2 separate regions of the Mus musculus genome follow, and region 1 is linked to region 2. Evidence: chromatin loops called from intact Hi-C (ENCODE). Cell type or tissue: heart. All regions are shown on one strand. Region 1 overlaps Ppp1r13b (protein phosphatase 1, regulatory subunit 13B). Region 2 overlaps Ckb (creatine kinase, brain).

What was found. A loop is a pair of places that touch in the nucleus more often than their neighbours do. Peaks named below come from ENCODE experiments on the same cell type or tissue, not always from the same donor. Only the 100,000 strongest peaks of a DNase experiment are listed, where the experiment ranks them.
Region 1: it touches region 2 in a loop (2.8-fold over the local background); 1 of 42 quality-filtered maps calls a loop at or near these places.

What each region holds. Positions count from the first base shown.
Region 1 is chr12:111,876,179-111,880,178 of GRCm38, reverse strand. All of the region lies in intron 1 of Ppp1r13b (protein phosphatase 1, regulatory subunit 13B), which reads left to right. Among named protein-coding and RNA genes, the nearest start is that of Ppp1r13b, 30 kb to the left of the region's middle. In heart, a CTCF peak has its summit at 1,737 (motif pointing left); no DNase peak of the experiment used is centred here.
Region 2 is chr12:111,666,343-111,670,342 of GRCm38, reverse strand. It overlaps Ckb (creatine kinase, brain), which reads left to right. Exons shown (of 8, transcript NM_021273.4): 6 at 58-181; 7 at 329-518; 8 at 602-988. The coding sequence ends at 780. Among named protein-coding and RNA genes, the nearest start is that of Ckb, 4.0 kb to the left of the region's middle. In heart, a CTCF peak has its summit at 1,820 (motif pointing left); DNase peaks (open chromatin) are centred at 162, 722, 1,232, 1,762 and 1 weaker place; H3K4me3 peaks cover 959 bases; H3K27ac peaks cover 1,382 bases.

The DNA.
Region 1 (4,000 bases), 210 kb before region 2:
CCTGGCTCTCGCATCCCCCACACTGGGGCATGGAGCCTTCACAGGACCAAGGGCCTCTCCTCCCATTGATGTCCAACTAAGGCCATCCTCTGCTGCATGTGCAGCTGGAGCCAGGAGTTTCACCATGTGTGCTCTTTGGTTGGTGGTTTAGTCCCTTGGAGCTCTGGGGGTACTGGCTAGTTCATATTATTGTTCCATTTTACAGCAGTTTTAGGAATACAGAAAAATGGAACAGAAACACAATTTTCCTGCTTTCTTCTCATCCCACCGCAGACCTAGCACTTATTAACTATCATTGTGATCTATCTGTTACAGTGATGGACCAGTTTTGATATGTTTTGGTTGACTGAGGTCCTTGGCTTATAGGCTGAGCTTCACTCTTGGAATATAGCTCTGTGAGTTTTGACAGATGTGTAATGTTCCACACTTCCAGTGTCATTCAGAATAGCTTTGTTGTCCTGAAAGACCCTGCAGTCCGTTCTCCCTTGCAGCCCTGTAGCTGATCCAGACTCTATTGTTTTGTTTTTCTAGAATCTTATACAGTTGGAATCCAGCAGTATGTATGTAGCCTTTCAGACCAGTTTCACCCAGCAGCTTATAGTTAGAGGTCCTCCTCGTCATTTTCTGGCTTGATGGCACATACTTTTTATTGCTGTAGTCTTACACTGTCTGAATAGGTCAGTTTGTTGACTCATTCATCTACTAATGGCATCTTGGTTGTGTCCAAATTTTTGGCAATTCTGAGAATTGATACAAGCTTTTGTGTGAAAATAAACATCATATGGTAAAAGTGTTTTTGTGTTTGAGGAGAGGTTTTGAGACACTGTACCTAGATGGGCCTGGCACTTAACTGTGAAGTCCAGGCTAGTCTTGAACTTGTAGCACTCCTCGTACACCATCAGCCTCCCAAGTGTTGGACTGGAATTAGAGCTGTGACCCCTGTTTTGTTTTATAGGACATTTTATAGGATTGTCTTCCAAAGTGGCTGTGGCATTGTCTACTGCTTAGTTCCTTTTGCTGCGTGCCTGTAACATGAAACAGTGACAGCAGAGTTGGCAGGACTATGGAGGGCCGTTTGCCTGACTGAGGGTGACTACTGTGTCATTGTTCTGAAAGCTGTTCCCCGCGACACTTCTTGTGCACACATGGCATTTGCACGTCAGCTTTGCTTAGATGTGTGTTCACATCATTTGCTCCTTAGAAAAGGTGTGTTTCCATACTGATGTTAAGAACTTTCTGTGTTTTAGGATGCAAGTTCCTTGTTGCCTGTACACTTTTCCAGATAATTTTTTTAGTCTGAGTTGTGACTTTCAATTTTCTTTTTAAGATTTCTTTTTTCGAGACAGGGTTTTTCTATGTAGCCCAGGCTGTCTGCAGTGTGCTCTGTAGACCAGGCTATCCTCGAACTCAAGAGATCAGCCTAGCCTGCCTTTGCACTACAATCCCAAGTACTGATATTAATATGCATTTTTAGGCTTAAGTATTTATTTATTTTGAAATTTTTTCATCACTCTATTAAGGCCAACTCTTCCTTTAAGACATGGTCAATTTCCAATTATTATTATATCTTTTTTAAAAATTGACGTGGGACTCATATAGCCTAGGCTGGATTCAAATTCTCTTTGTAGTTGGGGCTAGTCTTGGACTCCTGATCCTTCTGCCTCAAGTGCATCACTGCATCTAACTTCTTTAGTTTTCTCTGAATGTGGGATTGCTCCCTGTTGTCATGCAGCGCCACCTTGTGGGAGGAGGGAGTCTGTCTAGAGGCATCCCGATATGAGGTATGAGGGAATCTGCTGAGACTCTTATGTTAATCTTATGTTAATCATGGCTTTGGACTTTCACAATAATACTTTTTCTTGTGTCATGTAGACTAAGTCAGTGGGTAAAGGGGTAAATATTCTCTTATCTTTTTTTTTTTTTTTTTTTTAATTTTATTTATTCATTATATGTAAGTACACTGTAGCTGTCTTCAGACACTCCAGAAGAGGGCGTCAGATCCCGTTACGGATGGTTGTGAGCCACCATGTGGTTGCTGGGATTTGAACTCCTGACCTTCGGAAGAGCAGTCGGGTGCTCTTACCCGCTGAGCCATCTCACCAGCCCTTCTCTTATCTTTATTGTGAAGAAAACTTGAAGATAAAAAGGCAGACAAACACATATCCTTCAGGATTCAAAAGTCCTACCAAATCATATAACTGGGGGATTTATGTAGTCAATCCATGCTTTATGCCCGGTGCTGATCCAGGTACTGATGACACAGCTGAAGGCTGACCAGGATCTCTGTTCTCAGGAAATGGATAAGCATTTGAACCCTGAGCCAGGTAAGAGACAGGTAACAGATGGAGTTCCTTTAGTTAGATTGGTTAGGGGGAGCTCTGATGAGCGCTGAGCAGCTGAGTGCAGTGGTCCGGTCCAGCATCAGGGCAGCATGCATGGAGACAAAGTAATGTATCTAATGGCAGGCGCAGCAGCATCCACTTAGGTTGCTTTGCAGAGGTGCCGGCTCTGCTGGCTCGGGCTCCATCAGTAACAGTGATGTTGTGCCCAGAGACTGAGGATGTTTCTGTTTGCCTTTTTTCTCTCTCTTAACATCTCTTTACTTTATGTATATGAGTATCTGCCCTGCATGTATGTATACATGTGTGCCATGTATGTGCAGGAGGCTTCCAAGACCAGTAGAGGGTATCAGATATCCCTGAACTGGAGTTATAGACAGTTGTTAAATGCCATGTGGGTCCTAGGAATTCAGCCTATGTCCCCTTTAAGAGCAACAAATGCTCTTAACCACTGAGCCATCTCTCCAGCCTACATCTCTGAGGCTTTAAGTTAAACACAGAGATGCAACATGTCTGACCCAGAAGGAGCTTAGAGTCAGTCCTCTGGTGCATGGAAGAGCTAAGGGTTTTTCAGGATGGTTGTCTGTGCCCACCTCGACGAATCCTTTCCTTGGTTTCTGTGCGCTCCTTACTTATTACCTACCAAGAAAGTTAACTAAAATTTAGTGTATCTTTATTGTGTTCTTCCAGGTCATTTATCTTTGCTATCCCACACTTCCTTTTGTTTTTTTAAATATTCATTTTATATATGTGTCCACTGTCACTGTCTTCAGACATACCAGAGGAGGGCGTCAGATCCCATTACAGATGGTTGTGAGCCACCATGTGGTTGCTGGGAATTGAACTCAGGACCTCTGGAAAAGCAGTCAGTGTACTTAACTGCTGAGCCCTCTCTCCAGTCCCCACAGTTCCTTTTCAATAGGAAATGAAAGCAGGACAGATCCAAAGTTTCATCAGAGCAGAGTTCAGTGCCATTGCCTTAAAAGAAACATTCCCAGAGTCCACCAAGCTCCTGCTGAGAATTGAGAACCAGTAATGAGGGAAAGCCATTCCCATCACCATCAGCAAAGTCAGCACACAGCTAAGGAGAGAGCTTGAGGCTCAGTCAAGGGTTTGTGCTACATAAGAATTGATTGCCTTTTCTGAAAGTCTTGTAGAGTCCACTTTCTAAAAACAAATTCTGAGGAACAATTTGTGTGCCATAAATTTTGCCTGTTTTAAGCCAGATGTGGTGGCCTTTAATCCCAGCTGAGACAGGTGGATCTCTGTGAGTTTGAAGCCAATCTTGTCTACATAGTGAAAACCTGTCTCAAAAATAAGTAAATATGCCTATCTTAAGTGAACAGTTTAGTCATCTTCAGCAAATGTCTAAAGCTGTAGAACCATAACCACAGTCTGTAAGTGTGGGCCTGGGGACCAGCGGAGGTCTCTGTCCAGGCCTGCTGCGAGGCTTCCAGTGAAGGCAAGTGAGTCTGCCACTGCCGTGCCTTCCAGGTCACTCAGTAACTCCGAGCCGCTCTGGACTGAGTCAGGTTGGGCTGGGACTACGAGAAGCAGAGTGCGGTGGGACCTCAGATGGCTCTTTGGGAGAGAAGATCTCTTTCCCATGTTACATACAGCTCTTGGAACAAAAGACTCAGAGGAAGGAGTAGTTCTCACGT
Region 2 (4,000 bases):
TGTGATCTAAGGCCACATTCTGGCAGGGACTCCAGCCTGACTTTACCCCTCTTCTAGGCACAATGACAATAAGACTTTCCTGGTGTGGATTAACGAGGAGGACCACCTGCGAGTCATCTCCATGCAGAAGGGGGGCAACATGAAGGAAGTGTTCACCCGATTCTGCACCGGCCTCACTCAGGTCAGGCCTGGGCATTCCCCAGGGCTTCCTCACTAGGGGCGTTGGTGCTGGGGAGGGATCAGGGGCAGATCAGAGCCCACATCTCCCAGGGTCCGTAGGGCTTCCGGCCAGGCTTCCTTCTCTTAACTCTCCCTTCTCCACCTTCAGATCGAAACTCTCTTCAAGTCCAAGAACTATGAGTTCATGTGGAATCCTCACCTGGGCTACATCCTCACATGCCCATCCAACCTGGGCACCGGACTGCGGGCAGGTGTGCACATCAAGCTGCCCCACCTGGGGAAGCACGAGAAGTTCTCGGAGGTGCTCAAGCGGCTGCGGCTTCAGAAGCGAGGCACAGGTGAGGGGCAGAAGGCACAGGTGAGGGGCAGAAGGTGCAGGTGTTGTCCTCAGCCCCGCTGACCTGCCCATGTCCCACCGCAGGTGGCGTGGACACCGCTGCTGTCGGTGGGGTGTTTGATGTCTCCAACGCTGACCGCCTGGGCTTCTCGGAGGTGGAACTGGTGCAGATGGTGGTGGACGGAGTGAAACTACTCATTGAGATGGAGCAACGGCTGGAGCAGGGTCAGGCAATCGATGACCTCATGCCGGCCCAGAAGTGAAGCCTGGCCCTCGCCACCATCAGGCTGCCGCTTCCTAACTTATTAACCGGGCAGTGCCCGCCATGCATCCTTGATGTTTGCCGCCTGGCGGCTGAGCCCTTAGCCTCGCTGTAGAGACTTCTGTCGCCCTGGGTAGAGTTTATTTTTTTGATGGCTAAGCTGTTGCTGACACTGAAAATAAACTAGGGTTTGGCCTGCCCTATTTCTGAGTGTTGCTTCTCCTTTCCTAGGGACAGTGTGTGTGTGTGTGTATGTATGTGTGTGTGTGTGTGTGCGCGCGCTGGCCTTCTGTGTCATCTCACCTAGCAGATGAAACATGAGCCATAGAAGATACAGGGCAGAGAGGGAGGGAGGCTCTGAGTCCAGCCTGAGCATCTAAGGACATCTGTGCTTGCAGGGTGGAGCCTAGTGTTTCCTTAGTCCCAGCCAGCTAAAGGAGTCAGAAACTTGACATCTTCCCCAGTTTCTTTCTGCTGTCTTCCTGGCAGCCTGAAGAGCCAAAGTTTTACCTCCTCACTTCCTCCCCCTCCAGGCTCCAACCCCTACTCCAGTTCCTAAATAACCCTCTCCCTGCTTCCTCCAGCTTCCATCGTCCTCAGGTCGAGGTGCCTCCTCCTCACCGCCCCCCCCCCCGCCCCCAGCTCTCTAGCCCCTGTCCCGTCCCTCTCATTTGCAGCTAGCTTCCTCTCTGGGGCCCTAGTGGTTGGGAGGAGACAACCCTCTGCTTCCACTTCGAGCTTTTATGCCACGTCATCTAGGAGAGGGAACAGTAGTTAGAGGGGCTCTGTCGTGACCCGTCCCTGTCTGTGGACAGGTCAAAGGGGAGGTACCCCAAGGCTCACATCAGGGCTCCTGGGCACAAATGAGGCTTGGCTGCCTTCATGGCGGCTTATCCTGGTTGGGCCTCATGAAAAGATCTGGCCCACATTTGAAAGCCGAGAAAGGAAAAAACAGCAGCCAGGGGCTGGGACTACAGTTCCCCGCCCCCACAGTGACTCTTCCAAGAGGACAGTCTTGTGCTGCCACCTGCTGGTCAGGCTCATCACAGGCTTACCTGGTCAACCCAGACATCATACTCAGACCCAGGAGACAGGAGGCAAGGCTGAGCTATGAGCTACAGAGGTTATGTTCTGTCTGGGGTTTGCTTCAATGGCCAGACTCCAGCTATGGGCTCATCTAGGTGGTGTCTAGGCTGGGGAAACTCTAGTTGAGTACTGACCTCTGTATCATGCTGTTTGAATGCACCTCACTGGGGGTGGGCTGGACATAGGACAGGGCAGGTTCCCTAGAAGCACAAAAGGGTCAAGAGATCTCTGCATCTCTCCTTAGTGTCCAGGGGTAGCACTCAATCCTGCCTTCGGTCTCCTCAGATGTCCTAACAAGTTTGCAGCTGGCACTCCTGTCAGAAAGACCTGGGGTCCACACTAGACCATTCCCTCAGCTTTAAGTCATCCAGCCACACTGTAGACTTCAGTCTGGTGGCAAAAAGCAGTCCTCCTGCCTTCCTTTAGGAAGGCAGAGGCGAGTGGGGCTCTGAGCTCAAGGCCAGCCTGGTCTATAGAGCAAGTTTCAGGACAGACAGAGAACTCCAAAGAAAAGCCCTGCCTTGAAAAACTAGGGGGAAAATGCCTTTCAAACCATCTCCACCAACAAAGGAAATGAGTCTCTGAGGGGACCATCCAGACTATAAGAGAGGGACAGTAGGCATAGAGAGATAAACTCCCCATGTCTGCTGTTGGGACACCAAAAAGACCTAAGAAAAGAAGGCAGGACACAGGACCCCTGTAACGGGTGAGGGTTTTCTATCTTCCTATAGGTGCCTCAGGTCTGTGAAGTTCAGTCTTGGAATACCACCTTCTTCCCGCCACTTGAACCCAGAATGTTCTGCTGGCTCAGGCCCCTTATCGCCAGCAAGGTCAAGGCCGGCTAACTTGATGTGGCTAGGCCAGACACCATCCCACTGGAGGTAGGCACAGCACTGTGTGGTACTTTCCCATCCAAACCCCAAGGATCCAGAGAGCTGCAGCCTGAAACCCCACTCTACTTACGCAGGATCCAGAGGGCAGAACCTAGCCTAGAAAAGATGTTTCCTCCAGGCAGTGAATCTCATGAGCATCTTGGACCAGCCACTCAGGCAGGGGCACAGCTGAGCCCCTTTGGGGTTTGTGCTTCCAGGGTTGAGCTGTTTCCTGGACACAGGACCTTCCTGGCCTCTGTGTAGGCTCAGAAACTCAGGACTCTACTAGGCTCTGAGTTCCTACCCCAGTCTCACCCAGATAGAAGAATCTTGTTGTGTTCCCTCGGCTGTGCTGCATGCTACTTTCCTGTGCTCGGTAGATCTCCAGGACTTATGGAAGTCCAGACAGCCCTGCTCTTTCTCTGGATCCGAGATTCAAATGAGTGTGTTGAGCTTTCGTGGCTTTCGTGGCTTTCGTGAGAGTGGTTGCAGAGATGAAAGGTGCTGTGCTCACTGGGTACCGGAATGGAAACACATCTCCCTGGGACAGGCTGGCCACCCTGATTTCTTGCTGGGAGCAGCCAGAGAAGGATTTCACCCTGGAGCCACCTACATTCGGTGGTCCAATGATAGAGGTGGGTGTTCTGTCCACTAAGACATCAACCCACCATACTAGCAAAAACTCCAGCTCTCACCCTGGTGCTGGTAGAATTTCTAGATGCTGACCCAGGAAGACCACTATCTAAAGAAATAACAAGGAACTACAACTCCTTAGAGAAGGAAAGAACTGGTCAGGACCATTTACCTGGAAAAAAAGAAAGAAAGAAAAAGCTTGGCCAACCCCACCCCTCCTACTTCGTGCAAGCAAACTTCACACTCAGTGCTATGAAGACAGGCTGAGGAAGCCAAGAAGCAAGCATGGGTTATAAAACAGCTCGCGCTGAGATCCCACACATTATGTATGGAAAAACCCCCAGAACAGTCTGGCTGTGGGAGGGAACAGGTGATTTCCCTCTTTATACTTCGCTTTCCGAATGTCTTCCAGTGAACTTGTATTGCTTATATAAGGCAATGGTTTTGGCCATGTTGAGGGTTGAACTCGGCGCGGCGCGGTGCATGCTGGGAACGCAGCTCAACCACTAAGCTGCACTTGTGGTCCTCCCCAGGCACCTGAGGAGGAAACTGAAATCCTCCTGCCTCCACCAACCGGCGGCTGGGACAATGGATATATACTACCTCACCCTGTTTCTGCAGTGTAGTGTT